Regions from separate parts of the Homo sapiens genome. Here regions 2, 3 and 4 are each linked to region 1. A link is an interaction called in ENCODE POLR2A ChIA-PET data of the cell type or tissue named here. Cell type or tissue: CD4-positive, alpha-beta T cell. All regions are shown on one strand.

Region 1 (4,000 bases):
CACTCAGGGCTGTAGTTTCCAGACACATCTGTATTGCTAGCTGTGTACCTTTCATCTTTTCTTCTAATTGTCACCTTGGTTCTGGGAAGAGATCTAACACTTTTACTCATCCATCCTTCTGGGGACAGACACTCACACTACCCCTAACCAACACACGTGTGAATGGTGACATCCAAACATGTCCCCTGATGGGTCTGCACGAGGGTTTCTTTAGGGTGTACATCCAGAAGTGGCATTGATGGTTCTGGTTCTGTGACCCTGACTGGCAGCACCGGGCATCTTCCACCACCTGGACAGGAGGCTCCCCGTCCTTGCCACACTGGGACTCGTCCAGCCTCCCAACCGCTGCCAGTCTCATGTGTATAAGGTGACATCTTGTTTTTCATTTGCTTTTCTCTGATTGCGAGATTTGAGTGGCTCTTCCTATGATGGGTTTGTCTTGGGGTTTCCTCTTTTGTAAACTTCATATCTTTGGCCCATTTTTCTTGCTTTGCTGTCCATTTCTTGTTGATTTGCAAGATTTCCCTGTTACTAATCTCCTGTGGTGACAAAGCTAATATCATCTGCTCTGTCACTTGTTTCTTAACCTTTTTCATGGTATCTTGTATTGGATAGAAATCTTCTTGATCTAATCAAATTCATCAATCTTTTGTCTTATGTTTTGTGCTTCTAAAATGTTGAGAAATTATTACATGCCTCAGGTCACAAAAACATTTTCTCACATTTCCTTCTATTTAAGTCTACAGTTTCACATTTTACATAGAAGCCTTTAATCCAGCTGCAGTCCTTCTCTGTATGAGGAGTTATGTAGGGGTCCAGTTTTACCATTTTCCCTACTATGAGCTGATTTCCTGACACTATCTACTAAGCTATCTGTCTTCGCCCTGGTCTCTCAGCATAAGACTGACTCTGGGGCACAGAAAGAAGGAGGCAGAGAGTGGAGTACAAAGGTCCACATCAGATGTTCCTCTCACACAACACTCAAGACCAAGCTGCTCAGCAAAGAGAAAGTCAGTGGCTTCAGCACTAACAGGCTAAGTGACCATCTCCCAAGTCAGTGGCAAGGTCAGAATCCAGATCCTTCTCTCTTTTTTTTTTTTTTTTTTTCAGACAAGAGTCTCACTCTGCCACCCAGGCTGGAGTGCAGTGGTGTGATCTCCAGTCACTGCAACCTCCGCCTCCCAGGTTCAAGCGATTCTCCTGCCTCAGCTTGTAGTCCCAGCTACTGGGACTACAAGCATGTGCCACCACACCCGGCTAATTTTTGTATTTTTAGTAGAGACAGGGTTTCACTATGTTGGCCAGGCTGGTCTCAAACTCCTGACCTTGTGATCCACCTGCCTTGGCCTCCCAAGCGCTGTGATTACAGGCGTGAGCCATCGCGCTGGGCCCTGTTTCTTTTCAGAGCAAAGAGATCTTCAGCAAGAATCCAGATCCTTGATTTTAAACTCTGGCTTCATTAACTTCAGTCAAACTTCACTTTACCTGAAGGCTCAGGGGCATAGCTACCCACTGTAATCATGGGAAAGGCCGCCTAAGAACGCACCTGTGTACATATCCCATGTGGTGGATGTAGTCGAGGGCCTTCAGCACCCCCTGCAGGATGTAAGCAATCGCCAGCTCATTCATGCCATCCATGAAGTGTGTACAGATGAGATCTTTTGCAGAACCTGCAGAAAAGGATTGCATGGAGGCAGTGAAAGGTAATGGAGGAGGAAAACACAGGCAATCTGACAACAGAGTCCCAATAACCCCTTTCTACCAAGAACCCTTTCCCACTCACCGTATGCCATGAATGATGTGACAACCCACAGCTCATTGTCTGCAATAAAAGTGGCTCGATATGGCACGATATTGGGATGGTTGAAGAGTTTGGAGACATGCAGCTCGCCCTGGAAGCAATGATGAAGCTGAAGTCAGAACCAAATGGCACTGAAGGATGCCGCTCAACACAAAGATGGCAGCATGGACAATAGGGGGACCTGGCACTTTCTGGGTGTTCTCAGAGTCATGGGAACAGCCTAAGCAGGTGCCTGCCAACATAGGAAAAACAAGGCCCTGCTGCCTCTGCAGGGACCCAGCACTGCTTTGCCTCTGCCAGATAGGGAAACTGCCAACAACAAAGGGTGCCAGCACACCGACTCAGAGATGATGAAGGCAAACTGTTGACTGAAGACTTCTGAAGTTATAAGCTTATCTCAATTTCAAGGGCCAACGTATAGAATTCCTCTTTAAGATAAGAAAACAAAAAATATTTTGTTGTTGTTATTTGTAGAGACAAGGTCTCACTGTGTTGCCCAGGCTGGTCTCAAACTCCTGGGCTCAAGCAGTCCTTCTGCCTCAGCCTCCCAAAGTGCTAGGATTATAGGCGTGAGCCACCAAGCCACTGCACCTGGCCAAAAATGTTTTCTTTTTTATTTTTTTGAGACAGGGTCTTGCTCTGTCACCCAGGCTGGAGTGCAGTGGTGTGATCCCGTCTCACTGCAGCCTGAACTTCCCAGGCTCAAGTCATCCTCCCACCTCAGCCTCGCTGGTAGCTGCGACCACAGGTGGACGTCAACATACCTAGCTAATTTTTTATATTTTTTTGTAGAGACAGGGTTTTGCCATGTTGCCTAGGCCTGCTTTGGCCTCCCAAAGTGCTGGGATTGCAGGCGTGAGCCACTGTGCCCAGCCCAAAACTATGTTTCTATTATAAAAGAAAACATGGCCGGGCATGGTGGCTCACGCCTGTAATCCCAGCACTTTGGGAGGCGAGGCAGGCAGATCACTTGAGCCCAAGAGTTGGAGACCAGCCTGGGCAACATGGCGAAACCCCATCTATATGAAACATACAAAAAATTAGTTGAGCATGGTGGTGCATGCCTTTAGTCCCAGCTACTCGGGAAGCTTAAGTGGTAGAATCACCTGTGCCTGAGCAGTTGAGGCTGTGGTGAGCTGTGATTGCACCACCGCACTCCAGCCTGAGCAACAGAGCCAGACCTTGTCTCAAATAAAGAAAAAAAAAAGAAAAAGAAAACACAGTTGATGGAGGAGAAGGCCAGCTGAGACTGGCTTCTGCTCCATCCTCAGACCCACCAAACTACTATGAACAGATGAACAGGTCCTAGAGCACCATCAGGTAACCACCAATTCAGAAAAAGTTGTAAATGAAGGAGGGGAGGGGCTGCAACTAACTCTACTGAAGGAAAACTGCCCCAGGCCCTGACTCTAAGCTGGCATCAGGAAAGGAGAGTCTAACTCCCAAGCACTTACTAGACTCACAGTCTCTCTCCGTTTTGTTTTGTTTTATTTTTTGAGCCAGGGACTCAGTCTGTCACCCAGGCTGGAGTTTGGTAGTGCAATCTCAAACTCCCGGGCTCAAGCAATCTCCCTGCCTTGCCCTCCCAAAGTGTTGGGATTACAGGCATGAGCTACCATGCCTGCCCCCTCTCTCAGTTTAACGAGAGAGTGGCTACTTGCTTCTCGAATAGAAAGGAATGTCAGGACTGGGCATAGTGGCTCACACCTGTAATCCTAGCATTTTGGGAGACTGAGGTGAGTTGATTGCTCGAGCTCAGGAGTTTGAGACCAGCCTGGGCAAGATGGTGAAACTCTGTCTCTACAAAAAATACAAAAATTAGTCAGGTGTGGTGTGCCTATAGTCCCAGCTACTTGGGGGGCTGAGGCAGGAGAATCATTTGAGCCCAGGAGGTTAAGGCTGCAGTAAGCCGTGGTCCTGCCACTGTACTCCAGCCAGGGCAATAAAATGAGACCCTGTCTCGAAAAAAAAGAGGCCAGATGCGGTGGCTCACATTTGTAATCACAGCACTTTGGGAGACCAAGGCAGGCAGATCACCTGAAGTCAGGAGTTTGAGACCAGCCTGGCCAACATGAAGAAACCCCGTCTTTTCTAAAAATACAAAAGTTAGCCGGGCATGGTGGTGTGCGCCTATAGTCCCAGCTACTCGGGAGGCTAAGGCAGGAGAATCGCTTGAACCTGGGAGGTGGGGGTTGCAGT
Region 2 (4,000 bases), 150 kb before region 1:
GTGCTAAAGGTGATAGGAAATGAAGAAAAAATATTTTTAAGGCCAGGCACAGTGGCTCACGCCTGTAATTCCAGCACTTTGGGAGGCGGGGGCAGGCAGATCACGAGGTCAGGAGTTCGAGACCAGCCTGGCCAACATAGTGAAAGCCCGTCTCTACTAAAAATACGAAAAATTAGCCAGGCATGGTGGTGGGCACCTGTAATCCTCGCTACTTGGGAGGCTGAGGCAGGAGAATCACTTGAACCCAGGAGGTGGAGGTTGCAGTGAGCCAAGATTGCATCATTGCACTCCAGCCCGGGTGACAGTGTGAGACCCATATATATATATATATGTATATATATATACATACATATATATACGTATATATATGTATGTATATATATATGTGTATATATATGTATATATATATGTATATATATGTATATATATACGTATATATATATGTGTGTGTATATATATATATATATATTTTTAATAATTGGTATTGAAACCAGAAAAAAAAATTGGATCTCTACCTTAAGCTTTGTACCAGCCGGGTGCAGTGGCTCACACCTGTAATCCCAGCACTTTGGGAGGCTGAGGCGGGTGGATCGCCTAAGGTCAGGAGTTTGAGACCAGTCTGGTCAGCATGGTGAAACCCTGTCTCTACTAAAAATGCAAAAAGTAGCCGGGCATGGTGGCAGGTGCCTGTAATCCCAGCTACTCGGGAAGCTGAGGCAGGAGAATCGCTTGAACCCAGGAGGCAGAGATTGCAGTGAGCCGAGATGGCACCATTGCACTCCAGCCTGGGCAACAGAGTGGGACTCCGTCTCAAAGAAAAAAAAACCTTGTACCAGAATTCCAGATAAATGGAAGAATGTAAACATATAACTGTAAAACACGGGAGAATCTTGGTGTGAGAAAGCCATGAAAGTAGAAGTAAACTATATAAAAATAAAATCTCTGTAACAAAACCAAAGTCAAAAGATAAGTGACAAACTGAAAAAATACATGTAATGTCCTAGACAAAGAACAAATCCCTTAATAACTGCATATAAAGATCTGCAAATCACCAGGAGACCAGTCACCCAGTAGAAAAAGAGAAATAGATAGGAAGAGTTTCCAGAAAGGATATGTAAATGATTCTTGAACGTATGAAGAACTGAACCTCATAAGAAAAAAAAAAAATGGAGTTTCAGCTAGATTAGGAAAAATAAAAAACCGTGGTAATCTACTGTGTGTGTGTGTATACACGTATGTGTAGCTTTCCCATGCAGTTGCTATCAAAATTTAAATTGGCATTATTTTCCACCTGGTAGTTCCGCTAGTGGTAATTCATCCTACAGCTATACTCATGTGGTTGAAATGACTAAAGTGCAAGGATATTCATTTTAGCATTATTTGTAAAAGAAAAATATGAAAATATTATTATTAGGGAAATTGTTGAATAAATTATGCTACCTCCATGCAGCTGTTAAAAGAATGAGCTAGCTTTTCATATACTGATATGGAATATTTTAAAATAAATATTCGGTGGAAAAATATGTAGAAGAGTAAACACCTGTGTTTTTTAAAAGCATATGCATATACATATGTACACCCATATGTGGTTGTGTGTAGAAGGGATACACAAGAAATTGATAACATTGATTTTTCCAGGGAAAGGGACTGGGATGTAGGGGCTCTAATTTGTACTGTAATTGCTTTGCTTTTATGCCTTTCAAAATTTGGGCCTTGTGTATGTATTACCTAGTAAGAAAGTTAGTAATAAAAAAGCTAACATTAATAAAAATTAAATCTTAGTAGAACTTCAGAAAGAGGAATAAACAGAAAGGAATGAATGAAGAAGCACTAGGCATATAGTAGCAAGAAGCAGTTCTTTTTATAGAGAAGAAGTCAGGCATGATAATATTAACATCAGATAAAATTCAAGGCAAAAATGTTGAAACAAAAGGAAATATTTTACATGTTAAACATACAGGCTGGGCGTGATGGCTCACACCTGTAATCCCCACTACAGGCTGGGTGCAGTGGCTCATGCCTGTAATCCCAGCACTTTGGGAGGCTGAGGCAGTCAGATCACTTGAGGTCAGGAGTTCAAGACCAGCCTGGCCAACATGGTGAAACCTTGTCTCAAAATACAAAAATTAGTTGGGTGTAGTGGTGTGTGCCTGTAATCCCAGCTACTTAGGAGGCTGAGGCAGGAGAATGACTTGAACCCGGGAGGCGGAGGTTGCAGTGAGCTGAGATCACGCCACTGCACTCCAGCCTGGGCAATAGAGCAAGACTCTATCTCAAAAAATAAAAAAGAAAAGTACAACCGACTAAGAATAAAAAGTCATAAGTCTTTACATATCTAAGAGTATAGCGTTTAAATAGAAAGCAAAAATTTTGTAAATATAGGGAGAATTTGGTTCATATGTTGGAAATTGTTAAGTGAAGTAGACAAAACAAGGATATAGAGGGTTAGAAAATTACAGTTTGTTCACACCTGTAATCCCAGCGCTTTGGGAGGCTGAGGCTGGCAGATCATTGGGCCCAGGAGTTTGAGATCAGCCTGGGCAACATGGTGAAACTCCATCTCTATCAAAATATAAAAAATAGCCAGATGTGGTGGCACCATGCCTGTGGTTTCAGCTACTTGGGAGGGTGAGGTGGGAGGATCGCTTGAGCCCAGAAGGCAGTGGCTTGCAGTGAGCCTAGATCGAGCCACTGTACTTCAGTCTGGGTGACAGAGTGAGACCCCATCTCGAAAGAAGAAAATGTGTTATAAGTATAGAGAGCTTTGCATTCAACGGAAAATTCACTTTAAACAATAACCCAATTTACAAAAACTGTGTATTTAGAAAAAAAATTTTTTTAAGTTGAAATCAACTGATTGGAAAAAAAATGCTACATATCAAAACTTACAGGAAGGTGAGGAACCTGAAGCTCAGCTATGTGCTAAGTGGCTTGCCCAAAGTCATATAAGGGGTAAAGGAGGGCCAGAACTAGAGTGCTGTCTGTCTCCAGAGTGTTCAGAATAAATGTATGTCAATGTCCAAAAAAAAAAAAAAAAAACTTAGGGGGAAAAAGAACATGTTGAAAAACAGAGGAACACTTACCCTACCAGATTAGAATAAACATACTGGAATTGATATAGCCAGAGAGATAGGTGGAACTGAATAGAATATTTCAAAGACAACTTTAGTATATATAAATGTGAAATATGTGATAAGATAGAACTGTAATTCACTGGGTAAAAGATTACATCGTATGGCACAGTTGTTCATCTAGCAGAAAAATTTAGAACCCCTAATTCACAGTGTATGATGAAAACTAATTCCAGATCAAACGTCTAATTATAAAGGAAAGTCCACAAACATTATTAGAAAGTTGATCAGGAAATTTGTCATGAGGCAGTGGGGGTGCGCACGGACACTCATTAATTAATTCCAGAGTCAACAAAGGAAAAGATTGGCAGATTCTATAGTACATACAAATAAAACATTTCTCTGTGAAAGATATGCCATGGACAAAGTCAAAAGACAGCAGAAAATATTTTCTTTTTTTATTTTTTATTTTTTATTTTTTATTATTATTATTATACTTTAAGTTTTAGGGTACATGTGCACAATGTGCAGGTTAGTTACATATGTATACACGTGCCATGCTGGTGCGCTGCACCCACTAACTCGTCATCTAGCATTAGGTATATCTCCCAGTGCTATCCCTCCCCCCTCCCCCCACCCCACAACAGTCCCCAGAGTGTGATGTTCCCCTTCCTGTGTCCGTGTGTTCTCATTGTTCAATTCCCACCTATGAGTGAGAATATGCACAAGAACAAAAAACCAAACACCGCAGAAAATATTTTCTTTTTTTTTTTTTTCTTTTGAGACACTGTCTTGCTCTATGAGCTGGGCTGGAGTACAGTGGCACAATTCACAGCTCACTGCAGCCTCAACCTCTCAGGCTCAAGAGATTCTTCCACCTCAGCCTCCCAAGTTGCTAGAATTACAGACGCACAACACCCTGCCTGGCT
Region 3 (4,000 bases), 54 kb before region 1:
CCCAGCACTTTGGGAGGCTGAGGCGGGCAGATCACGAGGTCAGGAGTTCGAGACCAGCCTGGCCAACATGGTGAAACGCCGTCTCTGCTGCTGATATAAAAATTAGCTGGGCATGGTGGTGCACACCTGTAGTCCCAGCTACTCAGGAGCCTGAGGCAGAAGAATTACTTGAACCCGAGAGGCGGAGGTTGCAATGAGCCGAGATTGCAGCTCATTTGAGACAGAGTTGAGACTCTGTCTCAAAAAACGATTAAAAAAAATTATTTTATTTTATTTTTAAATAAACAAATAAAGGAAAGAGGTTTAATTGACTCACAGTTCAGCATGGCTGGGGAGGCCTAGCAAACTTAACAATCATGATGGAAGGGAAAGCAAACACATCCTTCACATGGCGACAGGAGAGAGAAGGGCCAAGCAAATGAGAAAAAGCCTCCTATAAAACCATCAGATCTCGTGAGAACTCACTCACTATCAGGAGAACAGCAGCATGGGATAACCACCCCCGTGATTCAGTTACCTCCCACTGGGTCCCTGCCACAACACATGGGGATTATTGGAACTACAAATCAATATGGGATTTGGATGGGGACACAGCCAAACCATATCAGTGAGGGCTGCAGTTTCTCCACCATCCTTACCAACATTTGTTATTTTCTTCTTTTAATAGCCATCCTAGTAGGTGTAAAGTGATATGTCACTGTGAGTTTTGTTTTTGTTTTTGGTTTGAGACAGGGTTTCACTTTGTTGCGCAGGCCAGAGTGCAGTGTGCAATCATGGCTCACTGCAGCCTTGACATCCTGGGTTCAAGTGATCCCCCCACCTCAGTTTCCCCAGTAACTGGGACAATAAGCACATGCCACCACACTGAGCTAATTAAAAATAAATTTTTGTAGAGATGGGGGTCTCACTATTTTGCCCAGGCTGGTCTTAAACTCCTGGCCTCAAGTGAGCCTCCCGCCACAGCCTCCTAGGATTACAGGTGTGAGCCACTATCCCCAGCCTACTTGGTTTTTTTTATTTAACTCCCTTCCCAACCATTCTTATTTATTCCCACTTTGAATGTCACACAGGAAGAAATTCTTTTGCAATATAATATGATTTGCAGAACATTCTCCCATTCCATAAGTAGTTTTGAGATTTTATTTTAAATATGTACTGTTTTTGGCGAGGCGCGATGGTTCATGCCTGTAATGCCAGCACTTTGGGAGGCTGAGGCAGGCAGATCTCTTGAGCTCAGGAGTTCAAGACCAGCCTGGACAACATGGTGAAACCCCATCTCTACAAAAAGTACAAAAATTAGTCGGGTGTGGTGCCTCATGCCTGTAATCCCAGCTACTTGAGAGGCTGAGGCAGGAGGATCACTTTAGCCCAGGAGGCGGAGGTTGCTGTGAGCCGAGATTGTGCCACTGCACTCCAGCCTGGGCAACAGAGGGAGATGCTGTCTCAAAAAAAAAAATCTTGTATTATAAATTGGGAACTGTGTAAGTTAATTGGACTTTTGCTTGATTTTGTGTTTACCATACGTGTATAAAATCTGACCAGGCGTGGTGGCTCACTCCTGTAATCCCACCAGTTTGGTAGGCTGAGGTGGGCAGATTACTTGAGGTCAGGAGTTCAAGACCAACCTGACCAATATGGCAAAACCCAGTCTCTACTAAAAAAAAAAAAAAATTAGTGGGGAGTGGTGGTGTGCACCTGTAATCCCGGCTACTCTGGAGGCTAAGGCAGGAGAATCACTTGAACCCAGGAGGTGGACATTGCAGCAAGTTGTGATTGTGCCACTGCACTCCAGCCTGGGCGACAGAGTAAGACTCTGTCTCCAAAAAATAAGAAGAATAAGAATAAGATCTGACATTTGCTAGGTCCTAAGCAAGGCATACGTTTGCATCTTATGAATCTCTTAATACCAAGTATTCATAACATGCTCTGCTTTTTGCAGTGAGTGAGACTTATTTGTACCCTCAGGGACCTTCTATTTAATATTTCACTGGAACGTATGAGTGTATTAGTCTGTTCTCACGCTGCTGTAAAAAACTGCCCAAGACTGGGTAATTTATAAAGGAAAGAGGTTTAATTGACTCACAGTTCAGCATGGCTGGGGAGGCCTCAGGAAACTTACAATCATGACGGAAGGGAAAGCAAACACATCCTTCATATGGCGACAGGAGAGAGAAGTGCCAAGCAAAGGGGGAAAAGCTCCGTGAGAATGGAGGAGGTAGTTTTCAGGTTCTAGTCACTGACTTTGCCCTTAAACAGAAAGATAATTAAACCGTGCTATGCAGTCTAAATTTGTGTTTTTATTTGTATAACAATTTTCATCCTCTGACCATCCCTCCACCCCTTCTCTTCCTTTTCTGCTTGTTCTATTAATGTCAGCACAATTGGCAGTAGAGTGGGACATGATCCTACTTAATTTGGAAAAGAATATGGGGGCTGTAACTGTTTGCAACTTGATATTTTGAAGTAAATTAGTGTTTTTGGAGAGGCAGCTCTTCTCAGAAAGTATCTCACAACTGGGTACTGAGGTATGCTACAGCATGGATGAACTAAAAAACATTAAGTGAAAGAAGCTAGATGAAAAAGATTGAATCTTTATGAATTGAATTGAATATGTATGAATTGTATGAGTCTAAATGGAATGAAATGTCCAGAAAAGGCAAATCAATAGAGATAGAAAGTAGAGTAGTGGTTGCCTGGGGCTGGAGGTGGGAAGGAGGAGTGACTATAAATGGGCACAAGAGATCCTGTTGGAGTTCTGGAAATGTTTTAAAATTGGATTATGATGATGGTTGCACAACTATGTAAAGGTACTACAAATTTTTGGATTGTACATTTAGAGAAAAAAATCTGTATGGTTTCAACTAGATCTCTTAAGACCCCATAGTATCCAGTGAGATTGTTTTCCTCCAAATGTATTTTTATTTTTTGTTTATTTTATTTCTGCAAAGTGAAACATTGAGATAAACTTCTGTTTTATATTATTTTCCTTTTCTATGTCTTGTATCACAGCTCTCCATCCTGCTGAAAAACCAAGATGATCTTGATAAAGCAATTGACATTTTAGATAGAAGCTCAAGCATGAAAAGCCTTAGGATATTGCTGTTGTCCCAGGACAGAAACCATGTAAGTAGCCCTTGTCATGGTCTGGCAGCTGAAGACAAAGCTTGCTTTCCTTCAGGAACTTGTCTCGCCTCCTTGACAGACATTTTCGTTCCTCAGCCACTGCCAAATTGAGAGCATAAGCACAGCACAGCCCACTTGTCAGTGGCCAGTGAACATTCTGCATTTGATTTCACCGAAAAGCCAGATTGTCAGTGTTAACATTGCATCTAAAGGTTATTTGACTTTTGGTGAGGGAGGAAGGAAAATACTTTATGATAAAGAATAAAATTCTTGTGCTCTAAATTTATGTTTTTTCAATTAGATTTTGACCCCAACAAGAGAAATTTGATTCGTTTGGCAGTGCCGATTAGGAAAGACTGTCAAAGATTTGAGACTGTCATGCTTTATAAACCCAACTCCCACAACACCTTGCCTTTCCCTTGGAACACTTGTAGGAAACAAACTTTTCCTTTTGTTCAGTGGAAAAAGCCATGGGTTGGGGGCCTCTTATAACTTATCAGCTGTTGCTTTACCCAATGGCAGGCAGTCTGTAGGGTGTCAGAAGTGGGGAATTATCCCTTATGCACAGTTTCCTCTCCTGAAGGATTCCTGGAGGCCCGCATTTCACAAGAATGCTTGCAATCTGTATCTGTCTTCCAATTACTGATTCTTCTACCAGTTTTCTTCAGATGCATGTTTCTGAAGGTTTCTTGGCACCATTTCCTTTTCTTATGCTTGACAGGCTTTCCTTTTCTTTATGTGGACAGCCAACATGGCAGCATAAGTGTGGGTGTAGTGACTAGGACAAAGTTTAGGTGGAATGCTGCTCATGCTGACCATTTCTTTTCTTTTTTTTTTTTTTTTTGAGACAGAGTTTTGCTCTTGTTGCCCAGGCTGG
Region 4 (4,000 bases), 750 kb after region 1:
GTGCGCTGTCTCACAGGTGTAATCCCAGCACTTTGTGAGGCTGAGGCGGGAGGATCACCTGAGCCCAGGAGTTTGAGACCAGCCTGGGAACTATGTGGAGACTGTGTGTCTACAAAAAGTTAAAAAATATATATATGTAGCTGAGCGTGGTGGCGTGCCTATAGTGCCAACTACTCAGGAGGCTGAGTTGGGAGGATTGCCTCAGCCCAGGAGTTCAAGGCTGCAGTGAGCTGTGATTGCACCACTGCACTGCAGCCTGGGTGACAGAGAGAGACCCTGTCTCAAGAAAAAAAAAATCCCAATGATCTTTGGACATAAACTGAGTATATTCCTTGTGAAAGGAAAAGGAAGAAGGAGGGGGAAAATCCCTGCAAACATGGTACTGGAATACGATGGATATGTGAGGGCAGGAACACAGCTGATGGTATTCTCTAGTGGTCAGACTCCTGCTGCACTCAGCAATAAGCCCATCAGTTCATATGTTTTTTGTGCACGACCTTCCTGCAATTTGTTAGGGTAATTACACAGTCTGGTAATAAAACTATCTTGGTAGATTATAAAACTGTATCATCTTCAGTTAGGCCAGATCAATAGGCACTACGGAGTACCTACTCCATGCAAGCAATTGTACTACTGGGTTTTTAATGAGGCCTAAAACATAGTGTTGTCTCCAACCCAGTAAGGGTTGAAACTATGAGCCATAAACACAAATTCATTAATCACTGATTCACTCATCAAAAAAAAATTTTTTTTTTGAGATGGATCTTGCTCTGTCACTCAGGCTGGAGTGCAGTGGCACCATCTCGGCTCACTGCAAGCTCTGCCTCCCGGGTTCACACAATTCTCCTGCCTCAGCCTCCCGAGTAGGTGGGACTACAGGCGCCTGCCACCACGCCTGGCTAATTTTTTTTTTTTTGTATTTTTAGTAGAGACGGGGTTTCACCATGTTAGCCAGGATGGTCTCAATCTCCTGACCTCGTGATCTGCCCACCTCGGCCTCCCAAAGTGCTCACTCATCAAATGTTTAAAGAGAACACAGGGCCGGCTGCAGTGGCTCACGCCTGTAATCCCAGCACTTTGGGAGGTTGAGTGGGGGCAGATCACTTGAGGTCAGTAGTTCAAGACCAGTCTGGCCAACATGGTGAAACCCTGTCTGTACTAAAAATACAAAAATTAGCTAGGCATGGTGGTGGGCACCTGTAATCCCCAGCTACTTGGGAGGCTGAGGCAGGAGAATTGCTTGAACCTGGGAGGTAGAGGTTGCAATGAGCTGAGATCGTGGCACTGCACTCCAGGTTGGGTGACAGAGTGAGACTCCGTCTCAAAACAGAAAAGAAAGTAAATAAAAAAAAAATTGTTTTTAAGTGTGGACTCTTGAAGTCAGTCCCAACTCGGCCATTTACTAGCTGTGTGACCTTGGGCAAATTTCTCAATCTCTCTGAAGCACAGTTGGTTCATCTGTGGAATGGGCATGATACTATCCACACTACAAGACTGTCGTGAAGGTCAAATGAGATCATGTGACTGGCACGCCTGGCACATGATAGATACTTAACAGCTTTTCTTCCTTTCCTATAATACTGTCTTATTAATGCATTATATATATATATAATAAAATGTATAGCTGGGTTTTTCTGTTAGGTCATAGAATAGGCTATGATCTAACAGAGTGTAGCAGACCCATTTCCTGTTGAGAATTTCTCTTGAATCTAGTTAGCAGGGTTACTTCCTGCTCTTTGGAGGAAGTGAAAGATAATTGTGCAGCTGAGTTCTATAAATAAAAGTACAGTTGGAGAAAACGATATTTTTGGGGCTGGGCATGGTGGCTCACACCTGAAATCCCGGCACTTTGGGAGGCTGAGGTGGGAAAATCACTTGAAGCCAAGAGTTTGAGACCAGCCCGGGCAACATAGTGAGACTCTGTCTCTACAAAACATTTAAAAATTAGCCAGCAGTGTGCACCTGTAGTCCCAGCTACAGAGGCTGAGGCAGGAGGATCACTTGAGCCTGGGAGTTTGAGGTTACAGTGAGCTATAATTGTGCCACTTCACTCCAGCATGGTTGAAAGAGCAAAACCCTGTCTCTGAATAAATAAATACATTGAAAAGAAAATGATATTTTTGGATTAAAAAAACCCACTGTAAATTTACAAGGATTGAGAATAAAAGCACTTCTTGGGCCGGGTGTGGTGGCTCCTGCCTGTAACCACAGCACTTTGGGAATTCAAGGTGGGAGGATCACTTGAGGCCAGGAGTTCAAGACCAACCTGGCCAACATGGTAAGGCCCTATGTCTATAAAAAATAAACATAAAAAAGCACTTCTCAGCTTCATACTTAGAACTGGATCATTGACAAAATTATATTCATTATTAACAATAAATAGATTGTGAATTCTAGGAAGGGCAAGCTTGCACCCCAATTCCTCAAAGCAGAGAGATGCCCTCCACTCTCTGGCTTTCTCAGCACTCAGCTGAGAACCTCGGCTAACAACACACTGCACGGGGTTGGCCACATGCCCATTGGCCTTTCCCAGTGGGCCGTGAGCTTCTTGACTTCTCAGGAAGGGGGTCGTTCATCTTGGTTCCACAGCCTGGAGTGGAGTAAGGGTTCCACTCATATTTGTGGTCTGAGTGAGCACACCCAGTCTGTTTATCCTTTTCATGTTCACTTTCATTCTTCCAGACCCGGTGACTTCCCCAGTGCTGAACATTATGGTCATTCAAACAGAAACAGACCGACATATAACATTACATTGCCTCTCAGTCAATGGCTCGCTGCCCATCAATTACACTTTCTTTGAAAACCATGTTGCCATATCACCAGCTATTTCCAAGTATGACAGGGAGCCTGCTGAATTTAACTTAACCAAGAAGAATCCTGGAGAAGAGGAAGAGTATAGGTGTGAAGCTAAAAACAGATTGCCTAACTATGCAACATACAGTCACCCTGTCACCATGCCCTCAACAGGTAAGAGCAACCTGAGTTCTTTCAGCCAGGTCTGAACTCACTTCCAGAAACTGCAGCTGCTCCTCTGCCCACCCATTTCCCACCATGGCCACCTGACCTTCCAGGTCCTTCTGAAGGTGCATTTGTCAAGGTAGAAGGATAGAAGGAAAACTAGGTCGTGTGCAGTGGCTCACACCTGTAATCCCAGCACTTTGGAAGGTTGTGGCTGGCAGATCACTTGAAGGGTCTCTTTGGTAGAGTCCATGCAAACTCTCATGGGGTTGCTTTCTGCCATAAAGGAACCACAGAAAGGCCTAGAAACTGGAGCAGGAGGGGGACTTGTGGCAAAACTTTCTGCCCTGCCTTTCCAATTTGCATCTGTCTTAGAACTGCCAGGTCTTTTAGTTTTCTTTGTTTTTTCATCATTTGTATGTCTGCCTTTCTTTCTTTTCCTTCCTTCCTTCCTTCCTTCTTGTATGCCTGCCTTTCTTTCCCTTCCTTCCTTCCTTCCCTCCTTCCTTCCTTCCTTCTTTCCTTCCTTCCTTCCTTCTTTCTTTTCTTTTCTTTTTTTCAGAGTGTCACTCTGTTGCCCAGGCTGGAGTGCAGTGGTGTGATCTCAGCTCATTGCAACCTTTGCCTCCCAGGTTCTAGAGATTCTTGTGCCTCAGCCTCCTGAGTAGCTGGGACTACAGGCACCCGCCACCACGCTTGGCTAATTTTTGTATTTTCAGTAGAGACGGGTTTTCACCATGTTGGCCAGACTGGTCTCGAACTCCTGGCCCCAAGCGATCTGCCCACCTCGGCCTCCCAAAATGCTGGGATAACAGCTGTGAGCCACTGTGCCTGGCCATCTTGTACTGATTTCTAATACCATGCCCTCCTGCTTGGCTGTTTATTGCTCCACTGCTAATGATGATGGGTCCAGACTCCTGCACCACCCTTGGCTCAGGGCAAGAGAGGCCTCTGGCCAAGCCCTGTGTTTAGTGGGCTCTGGTCTGGTACCTCCAGGCTATGCACCTTCCCCTAGGCTGAGGGGTTCAGGGAGCCGTGGGGA

What was found. ChIA-PET counts read pairs that join two places held together with the same protein. Peaks named below come from ENCODE experiments on the same cell type or tissue, not always from the same donor. Only the 100,000 strongest peaks of a DNase experiment are listed, where the experiment ranks them.
Region 2: POLR2A ChIA-PET joins it to region 1 with 5 read pairs; 3 of 35 experiments call an interaction of 5 or more read pairs at or near these places.
Region 3: POLR2A ChIA-PET joins it to region 1 with 7 read pairs; 15 of 35 experiments call an interaction of 5 or more read pairs at or near these places.
Region 4: POLR2A ChIA-PET joins it to region 1 with 5 read pairs; 1 of 35 experiments calls an interaction of 5 or more read pairs at or near these places.

The regions. Positions count from the first base shown.
Region 1 is chr17:63,708,945-63,712,944 of GRCh38, forward strand. It overlaps STRADA (STE20 related adaptor alpha), which reads right to left. Exons shown (of 13, transcript NM_001003787.4): 7 at 1,784-1,892; 8 at 1,547-1,670. Among named protein-coding and RNA genes, the nearest start is that of LIMD2, 11 kb to the left of the region's middle. RefSeq lists a silencer at 1,385-1,679. In CD4-positive, alpha-beta T cell, CTCF peaks have their summits at 1,586 (motif pointing left) and 1,788; a DNase peak (open chromatin) is centred at 1,577; H3K27ac peaks cover 987 bases.
Region 2 is chr17:63,558,990-63,562,989 of GRCh38, forward strand. All of the region lies in intron 1 of DCAF7 (DDB1 and CUL4 associated factor 7), which reads left to right. Among named protein-coding and RNA genes, the nearest start is that of DCAF7, 11 kb to the left of the region's middle. RefSeq lists a silencer at 3,743-3,963. In CD4-positive, alpha-beta T cell, no CTCF peak of the experiment used is centred here; no DNase peak of the experiment used is centred here.
Region 3 is chr17:63,654,785-63,658,784 of GRCh38, forward strand. MAP3K3 (mitogen-activated protein kinase kinase kinase 3) reads left to right here. Exons shown (of 16, transcript NM_002401.5): 5 at 3,010-3,123. Among named protein-coding and RNA genes, the nearest start is that of MAP3K3, 34 kb to the left of the region's middle. RefSeq lists an enhancer at 581-630. In CD4-positive, alpha-beta T cell, no CTCF peak of the experiment used is centred here; no DNase peak of the experiment used is centred here.
Region 4 is chr17:64,454,718-64,458,717 of GRCh38, forward strand. It overlaps MILR1 (mast cell immunoglobulin like receptor 1), which reads left to right. Exons shown (of 10, transcript NM_001085423.2): 4 at 2,683-2,967. Among named protein-coding and RNA genes, the nearest start is that of MILR1, 7.6 kb to the left of the region's middle. RefSeq lists an enhancer at 2,629-2,688. In CD4-positive, alpha-beta T cell, no CTCF peak of the experiment used is centred here; no DNase peak of the experiment used is centred here; H3K27ac peaks cover 915 bases.